2 separate regions of the Homo sapiens genome follow, and region 2 is linked to region 1. A link is an interaction called in ENCODE POLR2A ChIA-PET data of the cell type or tissue named here. Cell type or tissue: GM12878. All regions are shown on one strand. Region 1 overlaps PITPNC1 (phosphatidylinositol transfer protein cytoplasmic 1). Region 2 holds the start of LOC124904047 (a long non-coding RNA gene).

Region 1 (8,000 bases):
TAGTAATTTTCCATGGTTTTCGGTGTGTATACTCATTTTCCATGGTTTTTGGTGTGTATATTAGTTTTCCATGTTTTTCGGTGTGTATGCTAGTTTTTCCATGTTTTTTGGTGTGTATACTTGTTTTCCATGTTTTTCGGTGTGTATGCTAGTTTTTCCATGTTTTTTCGGTGTGTATACTTGTTTCCCATGTTTTCCAGTGTGTATACTTGTTTTCCATGTTTTGCAGAGTGTGTACTAGTTTTCCGTGTTTTTCAGTGTGTATACTAGTTTTCCATGGTTTTCAGTGTGTATACTCATTTTCCATGTTTTTCAGTGTGTGTACTAGTTTTCTGTGTTTTTCAGTGTGTATACTAGTTTTCCATGGTTTTCAGTGTGTATACTCATTTTCCATGGTTTTTGGTGTGTATATTAGTTTTCCATGTTTTTCGGTGTGTATGCTAGTTTTTCCATGTTTTTTCGGTGTGTATACTTGTTTTCCATGTTTTTCAGTGTGTATACTCGTTTTCCATGTTTTTCGATGTGTATACTAGTTTTTCCATGTATTTCAGTGTGGATACTAGTCTACTTTCTTTTTGTTTTTACAAAAATGGGGCTATCCTGTTTTACACTTTGTTTTTTTAATGGTTTTAGAGTCGATCCCAATGTACTTAACCAGCCTTCTACTGGTGAACTTTGACTTGTTTCCAAGTTTTTTTATAGGACCAACAATACAGTTAATGAACATGTGTTTTTTTGTAATATTTTTTCACATCTCAGAATTCATGCTGGAGTTCTGGGCAGGGTTTTTTGTTTGTTTGTTGTTTTTTGATACAGGGGCTTGCTCTGTCACCCAGGCTGGAGTGCAGTGGCGCGATCTTGGCTCACTGCAACCTCTGCCTCCCAGGTTCAAGCGATTCTCCTGCCTCAGCTTCCCTAGTAGCTGGGATGACAGGCGTGCACCACCATGCCCAGCTAATTTTTGTATTTTTAGTAGAGACAGGGTTTTGCCATGTTGGCCAGGCTGGTCACAAACTCCTGGCCTCAAGTGATCCACCCGTGTCAGCCTCCCAAAGTGCTGGGATTACAGGCATGAGCCACCCACAGGGCCTGGACCTGTTTTTAAAAGCACTTTCATAATAAGAATTAACCTAAGCCATTATATTTCAATTCAGTTTTTGAAAATTATTGTGTTTTCAAGGTACTAGGGTAATTTGGCATCTAAAGGAATACCAATGAATTTCTGAAATGAATAATTATTTCCCTAATATATCTTTTGAGTAACTCCTGCTTTTCCTGATTTGGGTTTGTTTGAAGCAAGGCACGTCTATCATATGACAGATTCACACACACATATTTTCTCTGCTGTTAGTGGCCACAGCACATACTGAGAAGCAAAGCCTGTGCTTTCAACCTCTGCTTCCCTGGAAGCACTTCCATGATTTCCTGATACTTAAGAATCAGCATGAGATCACAAGCATGCATGTCAGAGCTAGACAGCCTGGCTTGAATCCCATCTCCTCTATGCATTTGTTGTGTGACTTACAGCACACTGTTGGACCTTTCCGTGCCTTTGTTTCTTCATCTGTAAAATGGGGATGTATGAGGGTTAATGAGTTAATAGATGAACTAATATATATCAAATACTCGGACCAGTGCCTGTTGACAGGAAGGACGGTATAACACTATTGTCATTATAACCTCTGTATTGGGTTGTGTCTGTCCCTCACTGGACATGTGGAATGTTGGCCAGGTCTCCTTTGGATTGTCATTTTGACCCAGAACCTCCCAGAGTTAAGAAATACCTGGACAGGCCAGGCGCGGTGGCTCACGCCTGTAATCCCAGCACTTTGGGAGGCCAAGGCAGGCGGATCATGAGGTCAGGAGATCGAGACCATCCTGGCTAACATGGTAAACCCCGTTTCTACTAAAAATACAAAAAATTAGCCAGGCGTGGTGGCAGGTGCCTATAGTCCCAGCTAGTCAGGAGGCTGAAGCAGGAGAATGGCATGAACCTGGGAGGCAGAGCGTGCAGTGAGCCAAAATTGCGCCACTGCAATCCAGCCTGGGCGACAGAGTGAGACTCCATCTCCAAAAAAAAAAGAAATACCTGGGCGACGAGACGTGCTATCAAGGAGGTGGGGAAGTTGGAACTCTCCTACACTGTTCATGGGAATGTACAAGGGTGCAGCCACTTTGGAATGGGGTAGCCGTCTGGAAGTTCCTCAGAAGGTTAAACATAGAGTTACAGTGTGATCAGCAATTCCACTCTAGGTATACACTCAAGAGAAATGAAAACATGGCCGGGCGCAGTGGCTCACACCTGTAATCCCAGCACTTTGGGAGGCCGAGGTGGGTGGATCACGAGGTCAGGAGTTTGAGACCAGCCTGGCCAACATGGTGAAACCCCATCTCTACCAAAAATACAAAAATTAGCTAGGTATGGTGGCAGGTGCCTGTAATCCCAGCTAGTCTGGAGGCTGAGGCAGGAGAATCGCTTGAACCCAGGGGGTGGAATTGCAATGAGCCAAGATCACACCACTGCACTCCAGCCTGGGCAACAGAGTGAGACTCCATTTCAAAAAGAAAGAAAGAAAGGAGAAGAGAAGAGAAAAGAAGAAAGAAGAAAGAAAGATAGAAATCCACACAAAAACTCGCACAAGAATAGCTGTGGCAGTATTGTTCATAGTAGCCAAAAAATAGAAACAAATGTTCATCAACTGATAAATGGAGAAATCAGATGTAGTATGTCCGTACAATGGACTATCATTCGGCCAGAAAAAGGAATGGAGTACCCATACATGCTAGAACATGGATGAGCCTTGAAAACATGCTAAGGGAAAGAAGCCAGGAACAAAAGACCACATATGATACACTTCCATTTGTAGGAAATGTATAGAATAGACAAATCTTAGAGTAGATTAGGAGTTGCGTACATTGTGGTGCTGCAGGTAGGCGGGAATGGGGACGTGACTGCTGATGGATACAGGGCTTCTTTGGGAGGTAATGGAAATGTTCTAAAATTAGATTGTCCTAATGGTTGTATAACTCTGAATATACTGAACACCATTAACTTGTATACTTGAAATGGGTGAATTATATGGTATGTGAATAAAGCTATTTTTTATTTATTTTATTTTATTTTTTTAGAGATGGGATCTTGCTTGCTCTGTCACCCAGGCTGGAATGCAGTAGTGTGATCATAGCTCACTGCAGCCTCAAACTCCTGGGCTCAAGTGATCCTCCTGCCTCTGCCTGCTGAATAGTAAAGCTATATTTTGGGGGGAAAAGGGGGAAACAGCTCCTGAGTTTGGGGGTGGGCTCCCAGAATATACCAGCTTACTGAAAGCGAGGCATCGGGAGAGAGGCCTGGAATCTGTTTTTAACAAGCCCAGCAAATGAGGCATCATTAAGTAGGTCTTAGAAATACACTGTCATAGAGAATACTTTTATTTTTCTTTTACATTGTAAAGTGGGATAGGGTAGGATTAATACATTTTAGCTTACGTTTTTGCCACAGGCTAGGTGCTGTGGAAATACAGTATCCTTTGATGACAATAATGACAGTCTTCAAAGTGAGCGGTGTACATTCTTCCAGAAGTTTCGCACTTCCTGCTTCTGAAGTGCAGTGCCCTAGAGAGCCTCAGACCCATCCCCAGGGCCCCCATTCACTGCAGCCACTATCGTCTCTCTCCCTATGCAGGTGCTGAGACAGAAATAAGGGCTGCCAGCACCACCCAGAAACTGACTATGAAATCCCCAATGTGTCTGACCCTTTCTCTTTAAGACTTTGGTTTGCTTACATTTCATTTTGTTCCTGTAAGTGTTTCTTATTGCCATAGCAACCCTAATCGATCACTGGACCAAAAATAGCTCTTTCATGTTTTCCAAAGCATGTCTGTAGTGAATTGGAAATTCAGTTCTGCCGTGCATTTTGCATATGCTGCTTTCATTTCCCGACACTGAACCTGGGAGGGCTTGTGTCTGGAAATTATTCTTGCAGAGACCCAGAAACCTCACTTGTCTTTCCTGGCGTTCTTCTTCCCCACTGCAGATCCACCCGTCACTTCCAAAAGCTACAAGTAGCTGCATTTAAATGTTCCACCATCACTTTTCTGCACATTGAGTTTTGGGTGCTGGAGGTTTTACAGGTACCAGAATATCACTTTTCAATAAGAGGTTCATCCTGGTGGATTCCGTTGGGTTTGGAAGGCCAATTATAGATGCTTAGACACCAGATAAAAGGAAGAGGGTCATGGCAGGGAGCAGATGGCAGCAACACCTATAAGATTCCTCTGGCTTACGTGGATCTAAGCTAGAAAATCAAAGATGAGATGACAGGAGAGCTCCTGCCTTGACTCCCTGACTTCTTCCTAACACTGCTACTGTTTTTAGGGGGTTGGGGCAAAATAAACACTGGATGTAATTAAGTGAATATTTTCTATGATGCTTTCTCTGCTTTATTCTCCCTGCCAAGCTGTGCCTTTAGTCAAGAAGAGGGAGAGAGAGATAAAAAAGAAAAGATTTTTCATGAGAAAGAGGATTCGAGACCTGGAGTGAGCCCAGAGGAGGAAGAAGAGGTGGAGAGGGACAGAAATGACTCACTGATTTCCCCCAGGCTCCAGGGACAGGCGTGCTTTTTTGCCTCCCCCTCTGCCTGTAAGCAGAGTCATCTCTGTGGCCTCAAGGGTTCCCAACTTCTGTTTTATGCTTCTGTTTCTTAACTTCTTTGAGCCTTGGTTTTGGCGATTGGGTTGAGTGAACCAGCGGACGTGCACCCTTTAGATCTAGGAAAGAAAAGAGTTCACGGAGATCCTGGTAGAGTTTTTGTTCCCTGCATGAAGTCAGCAGGGGGCCAAGGGAAAGCTCAGAGAAGAGGCCAGTGGAAGGGGCACCTGCCCAGAAGAAGGAGCTGCCAAGGATGGAGCCTGGGACACGTGGTGACATTTCCTCAGCAGCAGAGCAGGTCAGGGATTCAGAGTGAGTCTGGAAGAGCCCAGATCTGCTCTGTGGTTTGGCTGCCTTCCTTGCCATGGGAAGAAGCCATCAGGTGTCCTGTGGATGCCTTTCCGGAAGCCTCTGCATCCTTGCATCTTCATAGTGGAGGATCTGCCTTTGACCCCAGCTCAGCTTTCTCGTCCACATTGCCTAGGAGGGTACAATGGAGTGGACCAACATCTCTCCAGCATCTGCCAGGCGCTGCCTGGCCCTGGACATTCGTTATCTCTTTTCATTCTCACCCCACAGCTTTGAGGTTGCAATTGTCTCCATTTGATAGATGAGGAAACTGAAGCTCAGAGGGAATCGTGAATTTGCCCCAAGTCACACAGTTTGTTGGAAAAGAAGCTGCGGTTTGAACTGAAGTCTGTTTTACTCCAAAAATCTGTATTTTTTTTTTTTTTCCTACTAAATCATCATCCTCCCTCTCTGTGGGTTAGGTGCCTGCTGCTGCATCTGGACACCAGATAATGACAAGCTTGCTGACATCAGTTACTAGTAAATATCACCCTGGGCAATAAGCAGTGGCCATTGATTGACAAAGCAGGTGGCATCATAGGTGGAACTAATAAGTCAGAAAAAGCACCAATTCCCCCTTCCCTTGCACTTGCTTGAACCTCAGAGTCGGTGATGCTTTACTCAGATGAAAACCAGATGGGTGATTTGGAAGAAGGCAGCCAGCAGGCTGAGTGTTGTGTTGGTTTTCTCTTGCTGTGTAGCAAATCTCCCACAAATTTAGCAACTTAAAACAACACAAGTGGCTGGGTGCAATGGCTCATGCCTATAATACCAGCACTTTAGGAGGCTGAGGTTGGAGGATCGCTTGAGCTCAGGAGTTTGAGACCAACCTGGGCAACACAGTGAGAGCTCATCTCTACTAAAAGTAAAAAAAATTAGCTGGGTGTGGTGGTGCATGCCTGTGATCCCAGCTGTTCAGGAGGCTGAGGCGGGAGGATTGCTTAAGCCCAGGAGGTCAAGGCTGCGGCGAGCTGAGCTATACTGCATTCAAGCCTGGGCAACAGAATGAGGCTCTGTCTCAAAAAAGAAAAGAAAAGAGAAGAGAAGAAAAATAACACAAGTTTGTTATCTTGCAGTTTCCATGGGTCAGGAGTTGGAACCCAGGCTAGCTGGGTCCTTGGCTCAGGCAACTCACCAGGTAGAAATCAAGGCATCAACCAAGGTTCTAGTTTCACCAGAAATGCAGGGTCCTCTTCCACGCTCACTGGTGGTTGGCAGGATTCATTCCTTGTGGTTGAAGGACGAAGGTCGCGTTTTCTAGCTGGTTCTTCTCCGGCTGTCACTCTCAGTTCCCAGTAGACCTCTCTTGGGTCCTATCCACGTGGCTATCTCACAACTTCAAAGCCAACAAAAGAATCTCTGCTTTTTCTAAAGTGAAGTCTTGTATACACTCTCAGGAGTGACTGACTGTCTTGTCTTTTTGCTATCAATCAAAAGCTGTGCTCCCTCTGAAGGTTCTGGGGGGCAACCAGGGGAGTGACAGCCCATCATATCCCCAGGTTCTGCTCACACCCGAAGGGAAGGATTACACAGGATGTGTGCACCAGTGGCTGGGACTCTGGAGGCCATCTCAGAATTCTGTCTGCCGTGGGTTTTTCAGTCTTTCCTTCATATGCTGTGGGCCAAATGGGACTTTAGACATTCAGCATTTCCAAATGACTGTTCCTTAGAGAGCACGGGATGCTTCAGCAGCCCTTAGACATCTTTTTCTGTTTTAGCCAATGGCTGACGACCCTAGTGTCTCTCTTCTTGGAGCAAGTTCAGGTGTGGTTACATCAGGGTTCCCAACGTTTTTTCCACCCCCACACTCCTGACAGATCCCTCGGTGATATAGAATCCCTCCACCCAAGGACATTTATCAGGATCTTTAGGGAACAGCGCATATTTTGAGAAAAAGTCCAGGGTTGGAAAGTGGGGTTCCCGTCTCCCCATTGACATTGAGAATGACTAGGTTAGATGGTATATTCCTAGTGGAAGCAAAAGTCTTAGTTACAGAAAGCATTATTTGAGCAAACCTAAACTAAAGGAGATGCTTTAACACCTGAAGAAGCTGGGTAAAGCGGGGGGGGGGGGTAAAGAAGAAGGGGGGTGACTTTGATGACCACCATTCCTAGTGGTGCTGGTATTAGGGGGGCACCCTCCTGTTAGAGTGTGAGCTTACCACATGGTTGGTGAGCCTGGGACACAGATAGCTAATGGTAATGGTGACAAAGGAGATACGCGCTGTGATAAAGGGACAAACAGAATGCTGCCAGCATGCATGGGATAATCATTCCGAAGTGGTACTTGAGATGGTCTTTGAGTAAGATTTAGGAAAGAAATTTCGGGCTGAGAGTACCATGGCCAAAAAAAAAAAAAAAGACCTGACAGCAGGAAGTTTTCCAGGGAAGGGGGAGTGGACCTACCTAGATTTAGGGTGGGTCCAAATCCAATGACTTTTGTCCTTGTAAGAAGAGAAGAGAGCACAGAGACCCAGAGGGAAGAAGGGGATGTAAAGACGGAGGCAGAGACTGGAGTGATGCACCCACTCCCGGTGCCACCAACAGCTGGAAGAGACAAGGACAGATTCTCTCCCAGAGTCTTCAGAGGTAGTATGGCTCTGCCAACACCTTGGTTTCAGGCTTCTGGCCTCCAGAACTGTGAGAGAATAAATTGCTGCTGTTTTAAGCCACGCAGTTTGTGGAATTGGCTACGATAATTCTAGAGTACCAGTACAGTCAGGGAGAACATTCGCGTTCATTCTGGACCTTTCAAGTTTGATGAACCTGTAGGGTCTTTGTTGGGGATGGCCAGTGGGCACCTGGAAATGTGAGAGGAGTTGGAATTTGCGATGTTGATTTGGGAGGCATCTGCCAAAAAAGAAAAAAATCATGAAAAGTCAGAAGCAGATGAGATCACCAGGGGAGAGGGTTTGGATCAAGAAAAGAGGCTGTAGGTAGGGTAGGACCTGAGGGATCTCCTGTAGGGAAGGAGTGGAGGAGGGAGGAAAGGGTGAACTGCTGCTC
Region 2 (8,000 bases), 180 kb before region 1:
CTACTATTTCTCTAGCTTTATTTTAACACATAAAATGTTCTCTAGTTCCAGGAAAAAAGAACAGCTCTGGGCGATCAAGAAAATAAAGCTGAACTACTGTCTAGATTAGAGTGTTGGTGGGGTTTTTTGGTGTGTGTGTGTGTGTGTGTGTGTGTGTGTGTGTTTTAGACATTAATTTCAGAGTAAAGAATTAATAAAAGTAACATTCCATAGATTAATTTTAATTAAAACATTTCATTGGAATAGTCCCTCGTTTGTGTTAAATGTGGTGGTCTCTGAACTCAATATAAGCCTGTTGGAAAGGTATGAACAGGAAAAGTTCCTGAGAGCTGAGAGTTGCTATAGAGAGAAAGTTGTCATTATCTTCATTTGAAACATTTGGTAGACGTAGATGTAGATTCTAGAGTTTTTGTTTGTTTGTTTCTTTTTCTGAGCCACACTCTCTCGCTCTGTCGCCCAGGCTGGAGTGCAGTGGGATGATTTCGGCTCACTGCGACCTCCACCGCCCGGTTTCAAGCAAGTCTCCTGCCTCAGCCTCCCGAGTAGCTGGGATTACAGGCGCCCACCATCACGCCAGGCTAATTTTTTGTATTTTTAGTAGAGAAGGGGTTTCACCATGTTGGTCAGGCTTGTCTCGAACTCCTGACCTCAGGCGATCCGCCCACTTTGGGCTCCCAAAGTGCTGGGATTACAGGCATGAGCCACTGCCCCCGGATGATTCTAGAGTTTTAGACTTAGAAGGCGTATTGGAGATGATTTATAATTGAGCCATTTATTTATTTATTTATTTGTTTGTTTATTTTTGAGATGGAGTCTTGCTCTTTCACCCAGGCTGGAGTGCAGTGGCGCAATCTTGGCTCACTGAAACCTCTGCCTCCCGAGTTCAAGAGATTCTCCTGCCTCAGCCTCCAGAATAGCTGGGATTTACAGGCTTGTACCACCCCAGCCAGCTAATTTTTGTGTTTTTAGTAGAGATGGGGTTTCACCATGTTGGTCAGGCTGGTCTCGAACTCCTGAGAGTTCATGCCCGGTGAGCCATTTCATTTTATAATGAAGTCTAGACCTGTAGTAGGTGCAGTTAAGTTGTCTACCTCATTGACAAACTCTAGGCTAGAACCAGGTCTGATTTAAGGCTCAAGGCTGTTCTACTATATGGAATTCTCCCTCCTCTGAGATTCCTTGGTGGAAGAAAATATTCTCCTGAGGACCCATGTGTAAAGCAGGTACACTGGCTCTACTCTCTAGTTGAAGGTGGCTGGGGACTCCAACCTTGTGTCTGCTTAGCGGGACACATAGGGTAGCCCCATTGGAACCTATTGGAAGGGTGGCCCACCTCCTCCCGCAGCCACTCGGTCCCAGTGAGCGACCTGCTCACCAAGGAGGCTCCTTGGAGCACAGTCTGAAGATCACCCTGCACCTGCCACCCTCGCCACAGAGGTACTTGTTAGTAAAATGAGCGTCTCTCAAGAGACGCTAAGCACATCCTAATATTATCTAAGGCAGGAATCCTTTTGTTTTCATTGCTTTCTTTACTGTTTAACCGTTCTGGCCAGGCGCGGTGGCTCATGCCTGTAATCCCAGCACTTTGGGAGGCTGAGGCGGGTGGATCACCTGAGGTCGGGAGTTTGAGACCAGCCTGACTAACATGAGAAACCCCGTCTCTACTAAAAATACAAAATTAGCCAGGCGTGGTGGCGCATGCCTGTAATCCCAGGTACTTGGGAGGGTGAGGCAGGAGAATTACTTGAACCAGGGAGGTGGAGGTTGTGGTGAGCTGAGATCGCACCATCGCACTCCAGCCTGGGCAACAAGAGCAAAACTCTGTCTCAAAAAAACAAAAACAAACGAACAAACAAACCAAAAACCAGTTCTTGTTTAACAGTTCCTGTTCTGACTGCATTCACATAAATGTGTATACTTTTAGGGATTGATTTGTGGTCTCTAGGGATATGGTGCACAATGCAGAAAAATAGAAACACTCCCCTCCCCTCCGAGAAAAGAGAAGGAAAGGAAAGAAAAGAAAAACAACTTTTTCATACAGAATATTATTTTCTTTTTTGCCCTGGCAGGGAGCCAGTGCACTTCATCCAGGCACCCCCAGGGTCCCCAGAGAGTTTTCTTGCGCACATTTCTGAGAACGGATTTGGGATCAGGGTGGTGCTGCCTCTGGAATGACATGAATGGAAATGCCAAAATGCCCAACAGTGTTCCTTGTTCTCTTTTTTTTTTTTTTTGAGACGGAGTCTCGCTCTTTCGCCCAGGCCAGAGTGCAGTGGCGCGATCTCGGCTCACTGCAAGCTCCGCCTCCCGGGTTCACGCCATTCTCCTGCCTCAGCTTCCCGAGTATCTGGGATTACAGGCGCCCGCCACTGCGCCCAGCTGATTTTTTGTATTTTTAGTAGAGACGGGGTTTCACCCTTTTAACCAGGATGGTCTCGATCTCCTGACCTCGTGATCTGCCCGCCTCGGCCTCCCAAAGTGCTGGGATTACAGGCATGAGCCACTGCGCCGGGCCTTGTTCTCAGTTTTAAACCATTTTCCTGAAATGCATCTGCAAACATATCAAGGCAGAAATTATTGAAAGGAAGAGATTTTAAGTTTGCTGCTGGCGTCAATACCTCTGAATATAAAGGATAAAGACTCCTTGGATTAATCTCACAGACTTTCCCCAAGGTTTCTTGTAAATGTAATTTGGAAAATGTTTTCCTTGTCTGGTATAAAAATTTTATTCTGAATAAGATAATTCTATAAAAAGTTTTCTCAAGAACGAGCACAATTTTGAGAGGTTGTTTTATTTTATTTTAAATTTTCTGTTGAGAAGGGACCAAGGTCAGGGTCATGCGTGTGATTTCTGTGTGATCCAGGTGGTTTCCTTGGTGGCTTGTTCTGGGAGGTGAAGCCAGTTGGACTTCTTGGTCCGGTGGGGACTTGGAGAACTTTTCTGTCTTACAAGAGGATTGTAAAATGCACCAATCAGCGCTCTGTAGCTAGCTAGAGATTTCTAAAATACGCTAATCAGCAGGCTGCAAAAACGCACCAATCAGGTCTCTGTGGCTAGCTAGCGGTTTCTAAAATGCGCTAATCAGCACTCTGCAAAAACGCACCAATCAGCTCTCTGTGGCTAGCTAGAGGTTTGTAAAATGGACCAATCAGTGCTCAGTAAAATGCACCAATCAGTGCTCTGTAAAATGGAGCAATCAGCACTCTGTAAAATGGACCAATCAGCAGGACATGGGCGGGGACAAATAAGGGAATAATGGCTGACCACCCCTCCCCCCTCCCCTCCCCCCAGGCACCTTCCAGGCTGTGGAAGCTTTGCTCTTTTGCTGTTCACTCTTTTGCTGTTCACACTAAATCTTCCTGCTGTCCGCTCTTTGGTCCGCACCACCTTTAAGAGCTGTAACACTCACCGTGAAGGTCCGCGGCTTCATTCTTGAAGTGAGCGAGACCAAGAACCCACCGGAAGGAACCATCTCCGGACACAGTTCCACAGCCAGGGGACAGTGGAGGTTTGGCTAGCTGTCTGGCAAAGCTCCGGTTTTTTTTTTTGTCATAACGGGCACAGGGAAAGGAGGGCGGGTAAATAGATTTGTGCAAACCTTTCAACACTAATGGAACAGACAAGGAGCAGATGCTGTCCTCCTGGCTGGTCAGTGAAATTGACTCTGTCCATGAAGGAAGCTGCATTTTCCCAGTGACTTGGGTGGAAGTACCTGGCGCAGGAGATAGATACAGGGATCAGGGAAGCAAACTGTTGTTAACAAAACCCTGGTTAAAAGTAGGTAGTAATTAACTTTTGCTTTTTCTTATTGTGATATGGAGGAAGTTCCTAAGGCTCTTGAAAGTCAATTTAGAAACCTTGTGTCTGATTGCGTGAGTGTGACTGATACTCCAAAGCAAAGCGAGTAATATTCATTTCAGTAAGGCTGTCGTTTCAGGCGAATGGAGAATATTATTTATTGTAGGCATTAAAAGAAATTAATATACTTTATTTATTTTGAGACGGAGTTTTGCTCTTGTCGCCCAGGCTGGAGTGCAGTGGCGCTATCGCGGCTCACTGCAACCTCCGCCTCCCAGGTTTCAAGGGGTTCTCCTGCCTCAGCCTCCCGACTAGCTGGGATTACAGGCGCCTGCCAGCATGTCCAGCTAATTTTTGTATTTTTAGTAGAGTCGGGGTTTCACCATGTTGTCCAGGCTGGTCTCGAACTCCTGACCTCAGGTGATCCACCCGCCTCGGCCTCTCAGAGTGCTGGGATTACAGGTGTGAGCCACTGCGCCCCGCCTAAACTAAATTAATATAGTTTAAACATTCAACCTCTTTAAGAGCTTCCCCTCTCCTAGGGATGTGTAGGTATGAGATGGGGAGTGGGGAATCACAACGTTTTGGGTTTTTAAAAATGTGAAAGTGTATGCACAAAGGCAGTAAATGTGTTTTTCAGAAGCAGTAATTACTGGAAAAGTACATCTAGGTTCATTGCTTTAGCGGCCTGAGTGAGATCGCAGCACCCTGGCTGGCTTGTGTGGGCTTTGGCCTGTTTTCTGTTGCCTGGAGGTCTGTAGTGTTAGGCAAGTCTGAAAACTAGGTAACACTTTTGCCCTGTATCAGAGAAACAGACTGAGTTCTAGAAATCAGCTAACTTGTACTGAGAAGGTTTTATGTATCTTTAACAAATTCAGCCCACCGGGAGAGGAAAAGGAGAATTTCAGACTAGAAATCAGGAATTTTGTATATTCCCAAGTGAAGATTTTTCTTGTAGGTTACAAGGAGGATGAGGCGCAAATATATTACAAATATTAAAACGGACAAACCAATCGTATCTGGAAAATGTAGAGTTGTCTGGAAAAATAATCTTGGAAACTTTACTTTTTGTACTATGCAACCTCTAATTTACAAATAACATCCAAATCATTCAAACGAACAGCGTCGCAGGGCTGCACACCGCCAGGGGGCGCCATTTACATGGGACCCAGTGGGAGTAGAGCAGTGTGATGGCCTGCAACTGACCAACCTGCCTTTTACTGCCCTTTCATGCTCCCAGCCCCTGCTGCTCTCCTGGGTTAGAAATTGAAAGTTTATACCAAACTCATGGGTTTACAAGTGGAAACATCACACCCTTAGCATCGTCTTTCCTGAACACTCCATCTACAATAGCTTTTTCCTCATCTAAATCTCTGGCCAGGCACAGCGGCTCACGCCTGTAATCCCAGCACTTTGGGGTGCCGAGGCAGACGGGTCACTTGAGGTCGGGAGTTTAAGATCAGCCTGGCCAACGTGATGAAACCCCATCTCTACTAAAAACACAAAAATTAGCTGGGCATGGTGGTGGGCGCCTGTAATCCCAGCTACTCGGGAGGCCAACGCAGGAGAATTGCTTGAACCCGGGAGGTGGAAGTTGCAGTGAGCTGAGATCGAGGCTGCACTCCAGCCTGGCTGACAGAGCGAAACTCTGTCTCAAAATAAAATATAAAATAAAATAATCTTTTCCTTAATATTCTCGCTATTTATATCCTCTATTATCTGCCTCTCCACGCCTGTTTATTCCTTCAGAGCATTTATCGCAATTTGTACTTATTTTGTTTAATTGTTTGTTGTCTATCGCCATCATTATCTTTTCAACATGTAATCCACATGAGAAAATACTGATACAATCTTTTCACTTATTTTTTTCACACTAAGTCTTTGAAATCAGGTGTGTATTTTCCGTGGACACGCATCTCAGTTTCACTGGCCGCTCTGCAGTGCTCAAGGACCATGTGTGGCTTGTGGCTGCCATACTGGACAGTGCAGGTCTGGTGCTTAAACTTAGGGTCCACACATAGTAAATACTTGCTGAATGAATGGATAGGAAGAAGCTGAGGAAAACAGGAACTTTTTAAGGAACCCTGATCCTCTATGTCCTCCTGTAAAAGGTTTAAAATTTTTTCACTTGTATACTGCCTGAAATTTTACCAATTAGAGATTCTTTTGTATTTAATACATCCTCATTAAAAAATTTCTTAGTGATACCCCTGAGAAGTTTGAAATCAGTCACATATATTTAGGAGTTATTGCCGTCAGACTGCTTTCCTCCCAATTCCCGGAGGAGTATGTATATTAGTTTTCGTTTCTTTTTTTCGTGTTTTTTTTTTTTTTTCCCTTGGAGTCTTGCTCTTGTTGCCCAGGCTGGAGTGCAGTTCTTTCAGCTCACTGCAACCTCTGCCTCCTGGTTTCAAGTGATTCTCCTGCCTCAGCCTCCCGAGTAGCTGGGATTACAGGTGCCCACCACCACGCCCGGCTAATTTTTGTATTTTTAGTAGAGACGAGGTTTCTCCATGTTGGCCAGGCTGGCCTTGAACTCCTGACCTAGTGATCCACCTGTCTTGGCCTCTCAAAGTGTTGGGATTACAGGCATGAGCCACTGCACCCGGCCTCTTTTGTTTTTTACTCTGAGACATAGTCTTGCTCTGTCACCCAGGCTGGAGTGCAGTGTGCATGATCTCGACTCACTGCAACCTCCACCTCTCGGGTTCAAGCAATCCTCCCGCCTCAGCTTTCTTAGTAGCTGAGACTACAGACTAGCACCACCACACCTGGCTGGTCTTGTATTTTTAGTAGAGACAGGGTTTCACCATGTAGGCCAGGCTGGTCTCGAACTCCTGACCTCCGGTGATCCACCCGCCTCGGCCTCCCAAAGTGAGCCACCGCGCCTGGCAGTATATTAGTTTTCTATTGCTGTGTTACAAATGATCACAAACTCAGTGGCTTACAATAACACCCATTTATTAGCACACAAATTCTGTGGGTCAGAAGTCTAGGTGCAGCATGGCTGGATTCTCTGCTCAGGGTCTCATAAAGCTGACATCAAGGCGTCAGTCAGGCTGCCTTTCTTTCTGGAGCTTGGAGTTGTCTTCAGGGTTCACATGGTTGTTGGCAGAATGCAGTTCCTTACTGCATCCATCAGTTAGAGGCTCGATCCCAGAGGCCACCTGCCGTGTCCTGCCATGTGGCCCTCTCCACAACATGGCAGTTTGCTCTTGCAAGGCTAGCAGGAGCTTCTACTGCAACTTCAGATCTCTCCGACTTGCTGTCTCTGACTTCTTGATTCTTTTCCAAAAGGGCTCACCAATCAGTGGGAATCTTGGGGGCCATTCTGCCTCTCCTAGGGAGATTAGCTGAATTAGAGAAGTAGTTATTTCTTGAATCTGGAAAACAGGGCTATGGAAGTTCCAGGCTGGCATCATGAAAACATCCATTCACAGATACTTTATTGAACTCCTGCTCTGTGCCGGGTGCTAGGCCTGCAGCGGCTGACAGGGCAGGTAGATCCCTGCCCTCCTGAAGCTCCTAGGCCAGAGGACACTGGAGAGGTTTTATTGCCATTTAAAAATAGATGATGGCCATAGTTGCACAAGTCTGTAAGTGTATTAAGAACCATTGAATTGGTATGTAAAGTACATCTCAGTAAAGCTGTTTTTTGTTTTGTTGTTGTTGTTGTTGTTGTTGTTTTTGAGATGGAGTCTCACTCTGTTGCCCAGGCTAGAGTGCTATGGCGCAATCTCGGCTCACTGCACCCTCCGCTTCCTGGGTTCAAGCAATTCTCCTGCCTCAGTCTCCCGAGTAGCTGGGACTACAGGCACGTGCCACCACGCCCGGCTAATTGTTTGTATTTTTAGTAGAGACGGGGTTTCACTGTGGTAGCCAGGATGGTCTCGAACTCCTGACCTCGTGATCCACCCACCTCGGCCTCCCAAAGTGCTGGGATTACAGACGCGAGCCACCGTGCCCGGCCAAAGCTGTTTTTTTAGAAATAGAAGTGCTTACAGATTTGTTTGAGCAGAATAGATACCCATGTTCAGAGAGAGAGAGAGAGAGCCATTGAGAGGCAGAGAGTGCCGAATGTGAATTCTGTGTAAATTGAAAAGTTACGGTCCCCGTCCATAAGGAGATGGCTCTGGTTGTCTTGAATTTAGACAGCTTTCCAGAGGAGGAGGTTCTCTCCTGCAGCAGTGTGGGAAAAAAA

Evidence for each region. Peaks named below come from ENCODE experiments on the same cell type or tissue, not always from the same donor. Only the 100,000 strongest peaks of a DNase experiment are listed, where the experiment ranks them.
Region 2: POLR2A ChIA-PET joins it to region 1 with 11 read pairs; 3 of 35 experiments call an interaction of 5 or more read pairs at or near these places.

What each region holds. Positions count from the first base shown.
Region 1 is chr17:67,565,413-67,573,412 of GRCh38, forward strand. All of the region lies in intron 4 of PITPNC1 (phosphatidylinositol transfer protein cytoplasmic 1), which reads left to right. All of the region lies in intron 1 of LOC124904045 (a long non-coding RNA gene), which reads right to left. Among named protein-coding and RNA genes, the nearest start is that of MIR548D2, 98 kb to the left of the region's middle. RefSeq lists an enhancer at 4,451-4,520. In GM12878, no CTCF peak of the experiment used is centred here; DNase peaks (open chromatin) are centred at 4,641 and 6,297; H3K4me3 peaks cover 3,120 bases; H3K27ac peaks cover 4,896 bases.
Region 2 is chr17:67,382,210-67,390,209 of GRCh38, forward strand. The region is part of intron 1 of PITPNC1 (phosphatidylinositol transfer protein cytoplasmic 1); the gene reads left to right. It overlaps LOC124904047 (a long non-coding RNA gene), which reads right to left and starts at 3,525. Exons shown (of 2, transcript XR_007065884.1): 1 at 3,411-3,525; 2 at 2,777-2,941. In GM12878, a CTCF peak has its summit at 4,955 (motif pointing right); no DNase peak of the experiment used is centred here; H3K4me3 peaks cover 798 bases; H3K27ac peaks cover 667 bases.